Linked DNA regions of Homo sapiens: regions 2, 3 and 4 are each linked to region 1. A link is a loop called in an ENCODE intact Hi-C map of the cell type or tissue named here. Cell type or tissue: GM12878. All regions are shown on one strand. Links, peaks and the distances in the headings refer to the core of each region. The heading gives the core; the rest is flanking DNA. Region 1 overlaps TMEM266 (transmembrane protein 266). Region 2 overlaps SCAPER (S-phase cyclin A associated protein in the ER). Region 3 overlaps ETFA (electron transfer flavoprotein subunit alpha). Region 4 has its middle 2.9 kb from the start of ISL2.

What was found. Hi-C counts contacts between places; a loop is a spot of excess contacts. Peaks named below come from ENCODE experiments on the same cell type or tissue, not always from the same donor. Only the 100,000 strongest peaks of a DNase experiment are listed, where the experiment ranks them.
Region 2: a loop joins it to region 1, with 16 times the contacts of the local background. A loop is called at or near these places in 15 of 110 quality-filtered maps.
Region 3: a loop joins it to region 1, with 5 times the contacts of the local background. A loop is called at or near these places in 17 of 110 quality-filtered maps.
Region 4: it touches region 1 in a loop (2.6-fold over the local background); 69 of 110 quality-filtered maps call a loop at or near these places.

What each region holds. Positions count from the first base shown.
Region 1 is chr15:76,188,518-76,192,947 of GRCh38, forward strand. It overlaps TMEM266 (transmembrane protein 266), which reads left to right. Exons shown (of 11, transcript NM_152335.5): 9 at 3,451-3,640. Among named protein-coding and RNA genes, the nearest start is that of ETFA, 120 kb to the right of the region's middle. RefSeq lists a silencer at 1,580-1,733 and an enhancer at 2,515-2,584. In GM12878, for the core only: a CTCF peak has its summit at 2,418 (motif pointing right); DNase peaks (open chromatin) are centred at 2,474 and 2,704; H3K4me3 peaks cover 564 bases; H3K27ac peaks cover 583 bases.
Region 2 is chr15:76,838,688-76,843,117 of GRCh38, forward strand. SCAPER (S-phase cyclin A associated protein in the ER) reads right to left here. Exons shown (of 32, transcript NM_020843.4): 5 at 3,047-3,244. Among named protein-coding and RNA genes, the nearest start is that of SCAPER, 64 kb to the right of the region's middle. In GM12878, for the core only: a CTCF peak has its summit at 2,376 (motif pointing left); a DNase peak (open chromatin) is centred at 2,357.
Region 3 is chr15:76,283,206-76,287,635 of GRCh38, forward strand. It overlaps ETFA (electron transfer flavoprotein subunit alpha), which reads right to left. Exons shown (of 12, transcript NM_000126.4): 6 at 3,166-3,276; 7 at 2,432-2,533; 8 at 552-620. Among named protein-coding and RNA genes, the nearest start is that of ETFA, 26 kb to the right of the region's middle. In GM12878, for the core only: a CTCF peak has its summit at 2,219 (motif pointing left); a DNase peak (open chromatin) is centred at 3,276; H3K27ac peaks cover 553 bases.
Region 4 is chr15:76,331,636-76,336,065 of GRCh38, forward strand. No RefSeq gene overlaps it. Among named protein-coding and RNA genes, the nearest start is that of ISL2, 2.9 kb to the right of the region's middle. In GM12878, for the core only: a CTCF peak has its summit at 2,392 (motif pointing left); no DNase peak of the experiment used is centred there; H3K27me3 peaks cover 191 bases.

The DNA.
Region 1 (4,430 bases), core at 1,067-3,566:
ACTTGAACCCACGAGACAGAGGTTTCAGTGAGCCGAGATGATGCCATTTACTCCAGCCCGGGTGACGGAGCAAGACTCTGTCTGAAAAACAAACGAACAAACAAAAACTAAACCATCAGATCTTGTGAGAATTCACTCACTATCATGAGAAAGCATGGGAGTAACCACCCCCAAGATTCAATCACCTCCCACTGGGTCCCTCCCACGACAAATGGGGATTATGGGAACTACAATTCGAGATGAGATTTGGGTGGGGACACAGCCAAACCATATCAAGCATGATCACAAATATTTATCTGATTTCCTTCCCCAAACCCCAATGGAATGATAGTAAAGAACAAAATCATAAATGCATAAGAATTAAGAAACTATCTCTTGGACAAGTACAGTGGCTCACACCTGTAATCCTAGCACTTTGGGAGGCTGAGGAAGGTGGAGGATTGCTTGAGTCCAGAAGTTTGAGACCAGTCTGGGCAACATGGCAAGACCCTACAAAATATATCTTGTCCCTACAAAATATAAGAATAAAAAAATTAGCCGGGCATGTGCCTGTCGTCCCAGTTACTCAGGAGGCTGAGGTGGGAGGATCACTTGAACCCATGAGTACAAGGCTGCAGTGAGCTATGATCATGCCACTGCACTTTAGTGTGGCAGACAGAGTAAAACCTTGTCTCAGAAAAGAAAGAAAGAAAAAGACAGAGAAAGAGAAAGGAGAGAGGGAGGAAGGGAAGGAGGGAAGTAAGGAAGGGAGGAAGGGAGGAAGGAAGGGTAGGTCTCTGTCCATCGTGACAATCTTGTCTCAAAAAAAGAAAGAGGGAGCAGAGAAAGAAGGAGGGGAGGGAGGGAGGAAGGAAGGAAGGAAGGAAAGAAGGAGGGAAGGAAGGAAGGCCTCTTTAAGTCTTGTCCATCAGGACAAAGAGGAAAGAGGTTTTAGTGAATTGCGGGGAAATGAAGACTAGACAAGAAAGTGGCAACTGATTGAACAGAGTGGGGCATGTGTCACTAAAGTGCTCACAGAGGAGGACAGTGAGGGAAATGGGGTACTTTTCCCCTCGGAACCCCTGAGAGTCTGGGAGGAAGGGGGTGTAGTGTGAAGCTGACACTGGGTGGGGGTGGCTAAAGGTCTGCATGCATAATATTTGAGATCCCAAGACACCCTCCCAAATCCTGCATGGCCAGGAGACTGAGCTCCCCCACCCTGCAAGAGTCAAGGGGTTTGTCCTTGGGAGAAAATGAACCAGGGGGCTCTGCATGTGGGCACTGGGTTAGGCAGGGACCTGGGGAAAGGTGGAGGGCTGAAAATGAGGATTAAATGAAAATCTTTCCCCCTAAAAGTGGGACCCTCTGCCCTATTCCCCTGCCCTACTCCCAGCACAGAGGCAACCAAAATTATAGCCTCAGGCAGGAAGCTGAAAACCTGCAGTCCCAGAGACCGAACCTATAGACACTGACATTGGGAGGCTGTCCAGTGCCAGGTTGCTGCCTGGCCACCCTGTTGTTGGTGAATGCTTTTAGTTGTATGTGTTTTACGTTCATAAAAGTAAAATCAACAAAATATTAAAATAAATACACAATAATATCAGAAGGTGATAAGTTCAATGCAGAGAATTCAGATAGGCTGATGCAACTGAGTGCCTGGGGGGCTGCCCTAGGTGGTGGGTCAGGGAAGGCCCCTCTGAGGGGGGCCACCGTGTGATCTGGGACAGAGGAAGCAGCTGAGAACGCGGCCCTGAGACCAGCGCATGCTTGGTATCTTTACAGAACCAGAAGAAGGATTGCGTCTTGGGGTCAGGTCACGGGAGAGAGGATGAGACAAGTTGGTCAGGTGGGCAGGGCCAGATGGTGCACGTGCTTTGTAAGCCAAAGCTAAGGAGCTCGGGCTGTCTCCCAGGTGGGGTGGCGAACCATCGAGGTTTATGGACAGGAGTGTCATGATCTGACCTGGGTGTGGGAGAGTCCCCCTGAGTCCTGTTGGAGTGATGGCAGAGGGACACAGAAGCCACGGCTGTAGGGGCCAGAGCTGGCAGTGGAGGTGGAGGGAGGCGGGACAGCTGCTGGACTTGGGGGATGGATGGGATGTTGGGGTGGGGGAAAGGGAGGAAGCAAGGAAGGTGATTGCATTTTTGGCTCCAGCTAAAATGAGATAAAAACACTTGAGGAACAGGTTTGGAGAGACAGTGAGGAGTCCTGCTTTGACCAGATTGATTTTGCAACTCCTGTGAAAGTGATACTGTCGTGGAGGCATTGGCGATGAGAGTCTGACACCCCAGTTTGAGGGGTCAGGGCTGGCGAGGTGCATTTGCGCGGCATTGGTAAGTAGGTGACCTCTTAGGCAGGGCGCCCGGGCGTGGTATTTCTCTGTCCGCCCTCCCGACTCGCTCCGTTTAGAAGCGGTGCGAGGCGTGCGGGGAACACTAGGTGGCGGTGAAGGCTCTCCTTCCCGCGAGCCCGCGGCCGGGACCTGCAGTGTCAGACCTAAACTCCTCGTTGGCCCAGATGTCCCATGAAGGCCTTGGCGCGTGAACAGCCATCTCACCCACAAACCCAAGAGGTATCTGGAAGCCTTTCCAAGAAGCTTTCCCCAACAGAAAGTAAAACAAAATTAAAATGTGTGCAGCTTTTACAAGGCCAGGTTGCTGCCTGGCCACCCTATTGTTCATGAATGCTTTCAGCTGTGAGTGTGCTTTACCTTCGTAAAAGTAAAATCAACAAAACATTAAATACACAATAATATCAGAAGGTGATAAGTGCAATGCAGGAAATTCAAATAGGCTGCCACGCCATCTGGGAGAAAGCCCTTAAGAGGAAGCAACCCAAGTCCTCAAAGAGGTGAAAACCCCATTTTACAGAAAAGGAAACTTAGGCTGGAGAGGTGACGGGACTTGCTCAAGGCCACAGGGCCAGGAAGCCACACGGCTTGGACTGAATCGGTCTGGTCCTGGGTGCCTCCTCGTGGAGAAAACGAGCCAGTGTTCAGACCAGCGGGCAGTGACGCCAGGATGGGGTCCCCCAGGCTGGGACGGGGGCCCTGGGTGTCCTGAGGTTTCCTGTTCTGAAAGAGGCTTTCATGTTGTCGAGCACCCCTTGGGGTCACACATCTGGGCGAAGAGCTAGAACTGAATTTGCACCCAGGGCTCCTGACTCCCCGTCCAGTGGCCTTTCCACAAAGGAAACACGTTGTGTTTCCTCTCCCGGGCATCCGTGAGATGGGGGCCAGACTGCAAGGCACCTGAGACGCAGGATCGCACAGGTTGGAAAAGGCTCCGCAACCGTAAGAAGCTCTTGCGAACCGCGATGCTGGGAGATTCCTAAGGAATCATCCAGCTGCGGGAGGCTCAGCCCAGTCCTCCCCACCCCGCCCCCATGCAGGAGCAAAGCGCCCAGAGGTCAGGCTGGAGGCCCCCGCCGGCCCCTCGCCGCTGATTCAGCCTTGCCCGTCTCCCTCCGCAGTTTGAGATCCGGCAGCTGCGCGCGCACCTGGCGCAGCAGGACCTGGACCTGGCTGCCGAGCGCGAAGCGGCGCTCCAGGCCCCGCACGTGCTCAGCCAGCCGCGCAGCCGCTTCAAAGTGTTGGAGGCCGGCACGTGGGACGAGGAGACGGCGGCCGAGAGCGTCGTGGAGGAGCTGCAGCCCTCGCAAGGTAAGCCCGGGTCTCCACCCGGCCCCAGAGTGTCACGGCCGGGGATCCCCCTCGCCTCCCTCTCGCGCCCCGGGACTGTGCGCAGAGTGGATGGGGTTCCTTTCAGGTGTGTGCCCCTCCTTCACTCGTGATTGGGGGACACGCTCAGATCAGTAGCCTCGGTACTGCCTGTCAGAGCCCAGGAGAGAGCATGTAGTCCAGCCACCGACCCAAACTAGAAATGACTCGTCCCCATTTCATGCCTGTGGCCACTGGCGTGCGTTGTGTGTGGTGTCTTCCCTGTCCTCGCGGTAGCCGGAGGAGGAGGTGTGACTTTTCTGTTGTATGGCTGAAGAAACCGAGACCCAGGAAAGCCGTCCAAAGGCGCATCGCTAATAAGTGGCAGAGCCAGGCTTCCAGACAGAGGTCTGGGGCTTCCTACTGGACTACCACCTACTGGGGCCCAAACAAGTCCAGGCCCGGGGCCACAGTAGCCCAGAGCTTGAGCCTTGCAGACGGTGAGAATTCACGAGACGGTGATGTTGGTGGAGATGGGAACACGAGCGATAGCCCAGGGTAGGGTCCTGTATGGAAGGGAGTTATTTCGAGATTCAAATCCCAACTCTTCTGTCAGCCAGTTATGTGATGGGACTCTCTTGGGGCCTTAGTTTTGCCAGCTGTCAAGTAGGAGCAGTACTGAGGCTTCCTCACAGGGCTGCTGCGAGGCTCAGAGGTTTCGGGAATTGCACGGGGCCACCCAAGCCAGGAAATGGTGGTACTGGGCTGGGAACTCGGGCTGTGGGACCCAAAA
Region 2 (4,430 bases), core at 1,165-3,664, 650 kb after region 1:
CTAGTTCCCTCCAGATTGAAATGGGAAACAAGGAAAGGAAAATAAAATGTATTCCCAGCATGTTTTCCCCCAAACTCTCTCAACACATTCCAGAGACACCAAAATCAGTCCACACAACAAACATTCAACCGGAGAAGAAGATGCCAATCTCCCCTTCCGGCAGCCACACCCACAAATTTCACAACCAACTCTTTCAACCCTTACCTCAAAATTTTGTGAGAACAAATGAGGAGATGGCCACCACTTCATTAAGCACACTCCAAAAAGCAACTCCCCCAGCCCACCCTAGCTTACTTGGTAAGAGAGCAAGGGAAATGTAGGGGTGATGCTTAGAGTTTTGCTGGAACGTCAGTTCTTAGCAATTTATGTAGTAAAGTAGCCAATGTCATAAACAGGCACAATCTTCAAACTCAAAAAATGAGGAATGTATCTTCTTTTGATTACAAAGTTAGCATCTAGTCAGAAATCCTGGGCAAACAGGAAAGATACTTTTCACATCATGCTATACTTACCATGTGAATTACATATATGTGTTATTAACTGCATTTTACATATGAGACACAGAACTGAACTGTGATTATTTTAACTAAGGCTAAAGGATAAAAATCACAAATAGGAAAAAATCTTTCAGTGCATTAACAAAACAATGGCTGAATCCACGTACAAAATGAGGAAAAATTATTGCGTCATGTATCTCATAAAGATACTAACCAAATGAGATCATGGATGGCAGTGCTTTGATAATGAGAATAAAGCAAAACAAAACAAGAAAACTAGTTAGTATATACCCAGCATGTGCTTAGACCAAACGTTAAATTTTATCTTCTTACATCACCACCTGTAAGTCTTGGATGAGGAGAAGAGTAGAATATAAAAATACCTTTTAAACTCCTAGATTTCTCAGCATAAGCCTTTGAGCATCTTGGCACAGAATAAAGAATGGAAAACACATCTCTATTCCTCTCACTTTGTCGAAACTTTCTCCATTCTTTTAATCTATAACTTACACACAAAAAAATCTATTGCTAGTAAGCTTTTATAAAGCTTGGAATAAGTGACAGAACCAGAAATAAAAGCCACACTTTCTTGTGGCCAGTTCTAGCTTCCTAAAACACAGTCATGTCAGAGACAGGTGCAAGTTTCTGCTTATCACAAAAAGACGTCATTGCAATTGGTCAATCTCACTTTACTCAAAAAGTATATATATTTTTAAGTAAATTTGATTTCATCAATCAGTCATTTGTTATTTTTAAACAACAACAAAAAAAGAAACTGCTGCTTTGATTAATCTCTAGGGGTAATCTAGAGATATTCTAAGCCCAAATGCTCAGTTTACAAAGCATAACAGAAAACTAAGTCCAGTAGTGTCTTCTACCGCAACATACTGACTCATTATACTCCAAGAATATGATTTTACTTAAAAATGTTTTTCTTTAAACATAAAAAGTGGCTGGGCATGGTGGCTCATACCTATAATCCCACCACTTTGGAATGCTGAGGTAGGAGGATCGCTTGAGCCCAGGAGTTCAAGACTAGCCTGGGCAACATGATGCATCCTCATCGCTACAAAAATTTTTTTAAAATTAGCCAGGCATGGTGGCATACGCCTGTGGTCCCAGCTACTCAGGAGGCTGAGGCAGGAGGACTGCTTGAGCCCAGAAGGTCAAGGCTTCGTAAGCCATGTTTGTACCACCACATTCTGGCCTGGGTGACAGAAAAAGACCTGCCTCAAAAAAAAAAAAAAAAAAGTTTTTGTATGTTGATAGTAACAACATTTAAGTGTAACAACCACACAACATATATTTAGATGGTTTCAACTACTGTTCATTTTGAAACCTGCTTTTGATAACTAGTATTTTTAAGTTAGTCTAAAACCTATTTTGACTGTTTCCAATTTAAGAGGAAACATAGCTGCTGTCTCAATATGTAACTCTTCTTTAACCCCTCATATATTTCAAAGGTTAAATAATGAATTCCAGGGTTTTCAACCATGTTCATCATAAAAACAGAAGTTATCTCTTTAATATTTCTGTAAACATGTATCACTCTGGTTTTCCTCAAAATAGTTTTATTCAGTAAAAAGTAATATGGTATAAAGTCTCTACTTACTAAAAGGCCAGGCTTTTTAGATAGAGACACTCTACACCATGTGTCTGTTTAATATCCTACTACAAACACAAGATTATTTAAAATTAGAAAACACACCTTACAATGACATCCCAATCCCACCCAGGATTGTTTATCGTTAGCCATCAATCTCACTTTTCCCTGACCAAAGTGAATTAGAAGAGTGATAAGTATCTCAATGGAAAGGGAGTAATGTCCAATTAGACATTAAACATGAAACCAAAGAATGTGAAATCTCACTAGTGCCATCTACAGCACCAACGGAGAATACAGATAAGAAGAATTTTAAAAATAATGTTGTGTGTGTATCCAACCCTTTGATTCCCTGCCCAGAACTATGTGTCAAGACAGCTTTCTACCAAATCCTTCACAGAACCTAAAATATATAATTAGGTAATGCCAAAAAAAATCTTCAAAATCAAGAAAACGTGAAGCATAATGCTGATGTTAGTGTATGGATCAAAAGAACAATTTTTCATAAGAGGTAATTAAATGAAAAGCATACAGAATTTATTACAACTAGAAAAAGTAAGATAAATGATCCAGTCAGGGCCAGGCACAGTGGCTCATGCCTATAATCACAGCACTTTGGGAGGCCGAGATGGGTGGATCACTTAAGGTCAGGAGTTCGAGACCAGCTTGACTAACACAGCAAAACCCTGTCTCTACTAAAAATACAAAAATTAGCCAGGTGTGGTGGCATGTGCCTGTAATCCCAGCTACTCAGGAGGCTAAGGCAGGAGAATCACTTGAACCTGGGAGGCAGAGGTTGTAATGAGCCAAGATCGCGTCACTACACTCCAGCCTGGGCGACAGAGCAAAACTCCATCTCAAAGAAAAAAAAAAGATCAAGTCACATGTAGCAAAAATTCAAGAATCTGAGTTCAAATGGATTACAAGGCCTCAAAGCAAACCTTACCTTACATTCGACCACACTCTGATCTGATTCGCAAGTTACATAGATTTCATCTACTGCTCGGCGAAGATTATCAAAAAGAAATGCCCAGTATCGAGCTCTTAGATCAATTTTCCGAGGGTGCCTTGTTTTAGTGGGACTTTTATCAAAGTGTTTATCTCCAGTCGTAGACGATGTTATTTTACAGTCCACTGCAGTACTCTGGTGAAGTAAAATAAAACATGAAAATAAATAAATAAAAGGGCTTCCAGGGACTGGATTTTTTATAAAGATTCAATCAACTACAAATCAAAACTACTCCAGAAATAAAAAGCATCTGTACTGAACATGTATGGACTTTTTTCCTATCATTATTCTCTAAACAATACAGTATAACAACTATTTACATAACATTTACATTGCATTAGGTATTATAAGCAATCTAAAGATTAAAGTATATGGGAGGATATGCATAGGTTATATGCAAATACTACACCATTTTATATAAGGGACTTGAACATCCAAACATTCTGATATCCATGGGAGATTGATATGGTTAGGCTTTCTGTCCCCACCCAAATCTCATCTTGAATTATAATCTCCATAATCCCCACGTGTAAAGGGAGAGACCAGATGGAGGTAACTGAATCATGGGGGCAGTTTCCCCCATGCTGTTCTCATGATAGTAAGTTCTCACAAGATCTGATGGTTTTATAAGGTGATCTTCCTCACTTCGCTGGGCAGTTCTTCCTGCCACCTTGTGAAGAAGGTGCCTTGGTTCCTCTTCGCCTTCTGCCATGATTGTATGAGTTTCCTGAGGCCTCCGCAACCATGCTGAACTGTGAGTCAATTAAACCTCTTTCCTTTTAAATTACCCAGTCTCAGGCAGTTCATTACAGCAGTATGAAAACAGACTAATACAGACATCATGAAACCAATCCCCCATGGATACTGAGGAACAACTGTATATTATAAATCAACTTAACATATCTCTTGACCCTCTTCATACACTTCTTAGAGTATGTATTATTACCTCCACTTTACAGATTAATAAATTGAGGTTCAGAGGCTGAGTTGTTCAAGGTCACATTGCCACAGGAGACCATCTTCTAATTACAGCTCTACAATTACACTGCTGGCTTACCATTAGACTGTTGGCTGAGGTTCAGTGCTGATAGCTCTTTACCAGATATTCCAGACCACCTCATTTCTTTCTATATACCATTCAAAGTTAAAATTAACTTAGGAAGTTTCCTGAATTATACTTCCTTCCCAAAGTTTTTTTCTACATTGATCAGCAAAGGACTAGCAGCTTCCTGTGAATCCAGACGCTAATCTTATGAAATTATCAAAACTACTACCATTCATCCCTACCTGTTTATGAATTTATAACACATCCATAAAATGT
Region 3 (4,430 bases), core at 864-3,363, 94 kb after region 1:
TTTTGAGACAGGGTCTCACTCTGTTGCCCAGACTGGAATGCAGTGGCACGACCACAGTGCACTGTCGCCTCCACCTCTCAAGCTCAAGCAATCCTCCCACCTCAGCCTCCTGAGTACCTGGGACTACAAGCACACACCAATATGCCTGGCTAATTTTTAAACGTTTTGTAGAGATGGGGTCTCACTACATTGCTAGGGCTGGTCTCAAATTCCTGGGCTCAAGCAGTCCTCCTGCCTCAGCAACCTAAAGTGCTAGGATTACAGGTGTGTGTCACTGCGCCTGGCCCATTTCATTATTTTTAAAGTGAAGAAAAAAGAAAACCTACTAAGATTAGGCAAAGGTAAGAGATACTAGGAGGCCTTCTCCTCACTGAATGCTATATACCATTTACTTGGAGGCTTAAGAAAAACTGGTTCAGAGAGAAAAACTGAAAAATCCGGAAAAGTAAAATAATTTGTAGGGCTGAAAGACTTACACAAAAATGAAATAATGAAGAAAAAATATTTCCAACAAAAAGGGAATATCTTTCTACTAAGGAAAATAACTTTACCTGCAGCATGTAGTTGATCTGCCAAGTCATATAACAACTTAAAGTTCTCTCCACTCTTCAAGCCTCGACCTCATTTAAAAAGATGAAAAAAAAAAATTAGGCAAACATCAAATACATTCTGGAACAATTTTGCTATTTTATATACTGGAGTAAATTTTCATATTATGTAACTGCCATATTAAGCATGTCACCTCCTCTATAAACCTTTTCTGGCCTCTGACACTCCTATACTTCTATAAAGCATTCAACACTACTATGATTACCTAGTTAACTAATTGTGTAATTAATATGAGTTTTTTTCCCACTAGAATAAAAACTCTTTAATTTCAGGATCTATATCTATCTTGGTCACTGCCATATCTGCAATATTTAGCAAAACTCTACATATAATAGATGCTCAATAAATTTCTCTGAATGACTGAATAAAGTTATTATTTGAATGGGAGTCATCTCAAGGACTTTAAACTCCTCGAGAGGAAGAACATTCTGCCTTTTCATCTGTTTCTCCAGCACTTGGCAATAAGCCTGTCATAGAACAGATAACCAATATACATTTCTTGAATAAATAAGTGAATAAACAAGTCAGGGCCCAGCTCGGTGGCTCACACCTGTAATCCCAACACTTTGGGAGGCTGAAGTGGGCGGATCACCTGAGGTCAGGATTTCGAGACCAGCCTGACCAACATGCAGAACCTCCGTCTCTACTAAAAATACAAAATTATTATTTTTATTTATTTATTTATTTATTTTTTAGGAGGAGTTTCACTCTTGTTGCCCAGGCTGAAATGCAATGGTGCGATCTCGGCTCACTGCAACCTCTGCCTCCCAGGTTCAAGCAATTCTCCTGCCTCACCCTCCTGAGTAGCTGGGACTACTGGCATCCACCACCATGCCCAGCTAATTTTTTGTATTTTTAATAGAGACGGGGTTTCACTATGTTGGCCAGGCTGGTCTCGAACACTTGACCTCGGGTGATCCACCCGCCTCGGCTTCCCAAAGTGCTGGAATTACAGGTGTGAGTCACCGCGCTGGGCGTAGTGGCACATGCCTGTAATCCCAGCTACTCGGGAGGCTGAGGCAGGAGAATCGCTTGAACCTGGGAGGTGGAGGTGGCGGTGAGCAGAGATTGTGCCATTGCACTCCAGCCTAGGCAACAAGAGCGAAACTCCATCTCAAAAAGAAAAAAAGAAAACGAAAAACAAGTCAGATATATCACTTCAAAATATTAATTTTTTTTTCTCAATGATACTTGCAATAGAAGGCTGTCTGAAAGCTTATTTTGTTGGATGTTTAATTGCAAGGATTTAAAAAGCATAACAGTCCTTATTTTTTCAAAAAGTTAGTCAGTGGGCCATAAAAAAATCATTGTTTTTAAAGACAAGGAGCATGATGTATAAAAATAAGCATGTCTTATGCAATATTAACAGTTTTGATATTAAATGTTAAGAAACTTTTTAAAGAGTTATACACAAAGACATGGACAACTCTGGAAATCTTTCCAAGTGGAAAGAAGGGTAGGAATTATACACAAGATGGCCCTGAAATTCAAGCCAGTTCTATCTATAATTGAGAAGCCAACCATACTCTGCAGAATTCATGGAAGTCCATCAATAAGATGGCACCAAGTGGCAAAGTTATGCAGATAAGATTTATACCATGCTCCCCCTGGTGCCAGTGACTAGGTGTGCAACAGAAACCCCAAACTGTGTATTATGCTCATAATTTCATTTTCCTAATTGGTTAAATGGGAATAATATCCCAAACTTCCCAACTTCTTACATTTGAAAAAGATCTGTGTACTTCTAAAATAAATACTAAAAATAAAAAAAAAAATCAAAGTATTTTCAATTTACATCTTTTAAGATTAATATTTCACTTACCACCAGATACCACCACTTTGGCACCTGTTAGCTCTGGTCGATCACTTTTTGTTAATTTCTGGTCAAGCCACTCTGATATTTCCACTGGTGAAGTACTTGATGCTGCATACATTAATACATAATAAAACAATGACTATGATTTCAAGTTCTATAACAAGAATTATTTTCAAGAGAAACACACAAGTATATAATTCCACGAAATTTAAGTTAATTACTGTGAATTTTCAGTGCTCCTAATTAATTCTCTCTGATAATGGAAAGACTTAAGGAGACTAGATTCCAGCCTTTGCCACATTAGCTGTATGACTCCAGAAATCATTCAATTCTCTGAGTCTGAATATAGAATAACTTTCTTTCTATGAGGTTCAAATAAGACACTATATATGTTAAAGTGTGACACCCTCCACACGTTTCCTATTACATTCTTCTGTTATACTGAATCACCCAAATATAATAGGAAACAGTGACAAGAGTAAAAAAGCTTAATCTTAATAGATCCTCTGTCTCCCACTCCCTTGATCTACCAAAGCAACTATCCTAGTACCAAAGATAATGTGAAAAAGATGTAAGTTATACATATTTATTATTTTTGTATAAGCTTGGGAATATCATTTAAATTGAACTTTCAAATACTATTCATTAGAAATGTAGGCAGAGGTCATCTCTTATTATAATACAGTCTATGAATTAAAAAAGTAAGAAACAAAACAAAAAAACTCCAAATGAACACTCACCCTTTTCTGAACTGGCACTACCGCCACTTGTTGCTGCAGCATCAAAGGATGTTCCACGGACAGAAAACACTTTCACTTTCTCATCACACTTCACTGTACATAGAGCATTTCCTGAAACATACAATCTATTTCTTAAAAGCAACAGCAAAAGGCAACAAAACTAGCACTCCTTTGATGCTTGGAATTTACTTCACAGACAAGGCAAGAAATAACTATTGACCAGTTGTCTTCTAACTCTATTAAGTATAGGAAAAAATGAACCATAACGGTGAAGAAACATATCAGCAGATATCTGTATAACCCTGGATGTCTTTAAAAGCAGGACAGGTACTACCACACCTAGAAGGAAGAAACTCGAACAGGCATCCACACTAAGAAGGTACACTACACCTCTAAAAGGAATATGAACAAAGCTTCCTTCTCCAAAAACAATACAATCAGTAACTCAAAACTATGAGCTGCAACAACTTAGGAAGAATGTAGCTACTGTGCATGCTAAAGGAGGAATATCTTGAAAACACAATAGGTCATAAAGAACAGGTATGAATGTGCTAAGATTTTAAGAGGATTTGAGACACTCTGGATTAGCTATCACATTAACAGTAACCTAAACCATGACAAAATATTTTCCCTCAAACATTATGGAAGATGAAAAGTCTAATTTCAGAATTAGCCATTCATACTGGAATACACAACTTTAATCAGGCAAAAAACGAAGAGTTCACTGCCTTCTCCGACCCCACTAGAGACCAGTGTGCTAAGCAAAAAATCAACTGAAGAGACACTGAAATGAATTTCTTTTCTTTTTCTTGAGACAGGGTCTTGCTCTGTTGCCCAGGCTGGAGTGCTGTGGCATGATCACAACTCACCATAGCCTCGACCTTCTGGCTCAAGCAATCCTCCCACCTCAGCCTCCCAAGTATCTGTGACTACAGGCATATGCCAACATGCCTAGCTAATTTATTTTATTTATTTATTTTTGAGATAGGGTCTTATTATGTTGCCCAGGATAGCCTCAAACTCCTGAGTTCAAGTAATCCTCCCACCTCAGCCTGCCAAAGTGCTGGGATTATAGGCACGAGCCACTGCAGCTGGCTAAAATGAATTTCTTAATGCCTATGGAAATGAAGTAGAAGCAGCAAAGATTGAGAATACTATTTTTTTTTAAGTTTTGCTTTTCCAGGTACCACTTACAAAATATATTAAATTGTGAATCTAATTTTTATTGATCACTAGGAAAATATCACCCTGCAAACTGAATAAAC
Region 4 (4,430 bases), core at 865-3,364, 140 kb after region 1:
AAGTGATTCATGCCTTAGCTTCCCGAGTAGCTGGGACTACAGGCATGCGCCACCACACCTGGCTAAATTTTGTATTTTTAGTACAGACAGGGTTTTGCCATGTTGGCCAGGCTGGTCTCAAACTCCTGACCTCAATTGATCCACCTGCCTCGGCCTCCCAAAGTGCTGGGATAATGGGTGTGAGCCACTGCCCCTGGCCATTGAAATTTTTTTTTTGAAAATTTTGATGATTATATTTCAAGATTTTTTTCTGTGCATGTACATGCACATACACATACATAAATACTCAAACTTTTTTTAAATTATACTTTAAGTTTTAGGGTACATGTGCACAACGTGCAGGTTAGTTACATATGTATACATGTGCCATGTTGGTGTGCTGCACCCATTAACTCGTCATTTAACATTAGGTATATCTCCTAATGCTATCCCTCCCCCCTCCCTTTTTTTTTTTTTTTTTTTGAGACTGAGTCTCGCTGTGTCGCCCAGGCTCGAGTTCAGTGGCGCAATCTCGGCTCACTGCAAGCTCCGCCTCCCAGATTCACGCCATTCTCCTGCCTCAGCCTCCCGAGTAGCTGGGACTACAGGCGCCCACCACCACGCCCGGCTAATTTTTTTGTATTTTTAGTAGAGACAGGGTTTCACCATGTTAGCCAGGATGGTCTCGATCTCCTGACCTTGTGATCTGCCCACCTCGGCCTCCCAAAGTGCTGGGATTACAGGTGTGAGCCATCGCGCCCGGCCTGAAATTCTTAATAATTTTTTAAACAAAGGGTCGTGCATTTTTATTTTGCAATGGGATCTGCAAATTATGTGGCCATTCCTGCTCAGGAGATTGGTGGGCACTTTAATGAGACCTCATACGGCTGCTTAGCCCAGAGCCCCAGCTACAGCACGTGCTCAGTAACTTAGGGAAGAGAGAAGGGGACTCAGGAAGGAGTGAGAGGGGCCCAGCAGTGCCTGTGGGTACCTGTTTGCTCAAAGGGAATCTGGGGTTGGGGAGGCAGGCAAAGCTGGGGAGAGAGCATGGGTCTTGGATGTCAGGAAGCCTGAAGCCTGACCTTGACTTGCCAAGTTTCTTCCTGCCCCCAGGCCTTAGTTTCTTCTTTGAAACATGGTGCTCCATCCCTATCTCAAAAGCAAGTTCTCAGATGCCTGTGGTGGGTGAAGATGTGGATGCTGAGGCTGTCTCTGGCCTGCTGTATTCAACATCTCCAACTACCTTTGGAGAAGAGTAAAAGCCTTTGGGAGTGGGGCAGAAGGAGAATGGAGGGGGATGGAGCCTGGAGCAAGAGGAGAAGCCTGGTCCAGTGACTTAAGCTGGGCAGCAAGGTCTCAGCCCTGGACAGCAGAAGATCATCCAGAGGGAGTCCAGCAGGAAGAGGTCTGGCCTGGGTTAGGGGACCTGGCTTCCGGCTCCATCTCCATCACATGCTGGGTAACAGGTCACCAGGCCTCAGTTTCCTTCCTGATATTCACAGTAGGACTGATGCTCCCACACTAGCAACAGCTTCCTCTGTGTTGGCTGGACATTGTGCATGGGGCTGTGCCTTTGTAAGTGATGTGGTAGAGGAGGTTTTGGGGAGAAAATAATCAGGGAGACTTCTCTGTGCTTCTGAACTCTCCCCAGTACAGGCTAGTTTTATGGGATAAAGCATAGCTATGGAGCTCAAGCTGCCATTCCTGATAAGGAGAAAGTGATCTAAGACCCAGGATAGGAGGCACCCAGGTCTCCTGCATGCCAGCCTGGGATGTGGAGAGTGTGTGGCCCCTCCATACCTGAGAAGGGAGCAGCCAGGAGGCAGAGAACCAGGGTAGGGCCACATCAATGGTGCCTGTGGCCGTGCCCAGCAGGTGCAGGTGTTTTCTTCTCCCATGTCAGTGCTGGTCTCTCAGGGGTGGCTGTGACCAGAAGTCACACATGGAGTGATTTTGAAATGGATCCCTGGTTTTACAGCTCCAGAGATGTGAAATGGGTGAATGATGGAGCTACACTCATGTGGCTCTTCAATGGCACAGTGAAAAAAGCAAGCAAGATGGAGCCAGATAGACCTGGGTTCAATGCCAGCAATGATTTAACCTGTGACCTGAGGCAGTAACTTCCCCTCTCTGAGCCTCAGTTTCCTCGAGGATTGGAGGGGCCCAATACTACTCACCACATGGCATTACTTTTAAGACCTAATAGGCTAACAACAAGGACTTTGCACATGGTGGCCCTGAACAAATATTTGTTTTGACCTGGCTTCCTAGCATCCCAGGAGGGGTGACCCTCTCCAATCCCCACCTCCCTAGTGAAGTTTCAAAGGACAGGTTTTTCTGGACGGGAAGGAAGAGTTTCTCTGGGCAGGAGACGGTTAAAAGCTGGGACTACGATTCCAGCCTGGGGCTGCCCCCTCCTGGCCAGCTGTCTGAACCCCTGAATTATAGATGTGCTTGCTCCTGGCCTGGCGAGCAAGAGCTAGTAGGTGCTGGGAGCCAGGCCTAGTCCAGGGTCACCTAAGGGTAGGGCCATTGGGCCAGACGCACCTCCTCACTCCACATGCAGACACACACACCGAGTCCCCTCCCAGTTCTGACTGTGCACCCACATTCACAGATATAACCTGTACACAAAGTCTATGCACAGACCACACATCTCCAAACCCCATCTACACAGCAGACACACACACAGCAAGCACACATCGAAATCACAAAGAAATCATCAGATGACACATACTGAGACATACTTAGACCTCCCCTCCCCATCCAGACACACGCAGGCAGGGTGGGCAGAGGCTCCCAACATAAAGATACAGCCACAGTCATAACTGTCATAATTAACACATATGGAGCACTTACTCTGTGCTAGGTATTGCTCTAAGCCCTTTCCAGAGAACAGTTTATTTAATTATTATGTAATAGAGATAGCTACAATTATTATACCCCCATTTTACAGATGAGGAAACTGAGGGAAGGAGAATTAAAATAAGATGCCTGAGGTCACACAGGTGTCCTGGCACAGCCTCAGGCACAGATACCCACCCCCTCGCTCTTGTCCCCCATTTACATAAACACATTCATTCAAACGCAGCATCCCCCAACCCCTGACCTGCCCGCACACACTCAGGGTGAGCGCTCTTTGGGGGACTGTTGACTAAAGACGCAAGAAATGGCCTATTGGCCAACGGGTGGTAAACTGTAACAAGAGCCGGTCCGGTGGCCCGGCGCGGTGGCTCACGCCTGTAATCCCAGCACTGTGGGAAGCCGAGGTGGGCGGATCACGAGGTCAGGAGTTCGAGACCAGCCTGACAAACATGGTGAAACCCGGTTTCTACTAAAAATACAAAAATTAGCGGGGCGTGGTGGCGCTCGCCTGCAATCTCAGCTACTCAGGAGGCTGAGGCAGGAGAATCGCTTGAACCCGGGAGGCGGAGGTTGCAGTGAGCCGAGATCGCACCATTACACTCCAGCCTGGGCGGCACAGCAAGAGTCTATCTCAAAAAAAAAAAAAAAAAAAAAAAAAAAAAAGCCGGACCGGTGAGAAGACTAGACCTCCTAAAGGTGGAGGCGGAGCTCAAAAGCCGGACGCTACTGGACGAGGCTTAAAGCGCTCGCCCCAGCGCGGGGCCGGTGAGGAACGTTCACCGTGGACCATGGTCGAATAATGTTAGCGTGCACTCGGGGCCTCGCCCTAGCCTTCTGCAAAGCCTCGGCCTGCGCCCTCGGCTGCATCCGTTTCGACGCCAACCAACCTCATGCTCTTAGTAGAACGGCAGTAGCGACCGCGCCCTCAGGCCCACAAGCCCGAAGGTCTGGGCAGGGTCTGGAATGGCGGTGGAGACACTTTATCCGCAGGCGTTTCACCTCGCGCCCCACCCAGGCGCACACCAAGTTCTTGGTACTCCTTTTAATGGGAAAACAAGAACAGACACCATGGTTGGATAAATGTTATTTATAATTCATGGGCCGGTCTTTGAACCCTTTCAAACAAAACCCACAGCGATTTCTTTGAAAGAATGCCTGGACTGTGCTCAGAGCTCTCAGATTTTCTCAGGACCAACGAGCCGCCGCCTCGCAGATACCACTGTAAATTACCCAGCGCCTTACGTTCGTTTCTGATTATTTGCATTGCAGTGGGTTTGTTAATGAAGGACAAGAGTTTAGAAAAATCTTTTATTTTGGAAGTTGGACACGCAATCGACCCCAGCAGTGTTCCTAAAAGGAGCTATGCCATTTGGATGGGGGAAAAATGAGGGGGCGGGGAAGTCCATGTTACATTTAAAACAACAACAGCAACAAATTAAAAGCAAAACAAAACAACAAAAAAAAGGAAGTGGAGCAGGAGGAGGAGGTGGTGGTGGAGGAGAGGGAGGAGGGGCAGCAGCAGCGGCAGCAGCAGCAAGGATGGAGTCAGGACCCGTCCCAGTCCCGGGTGAGCGCTTTTGGATCTG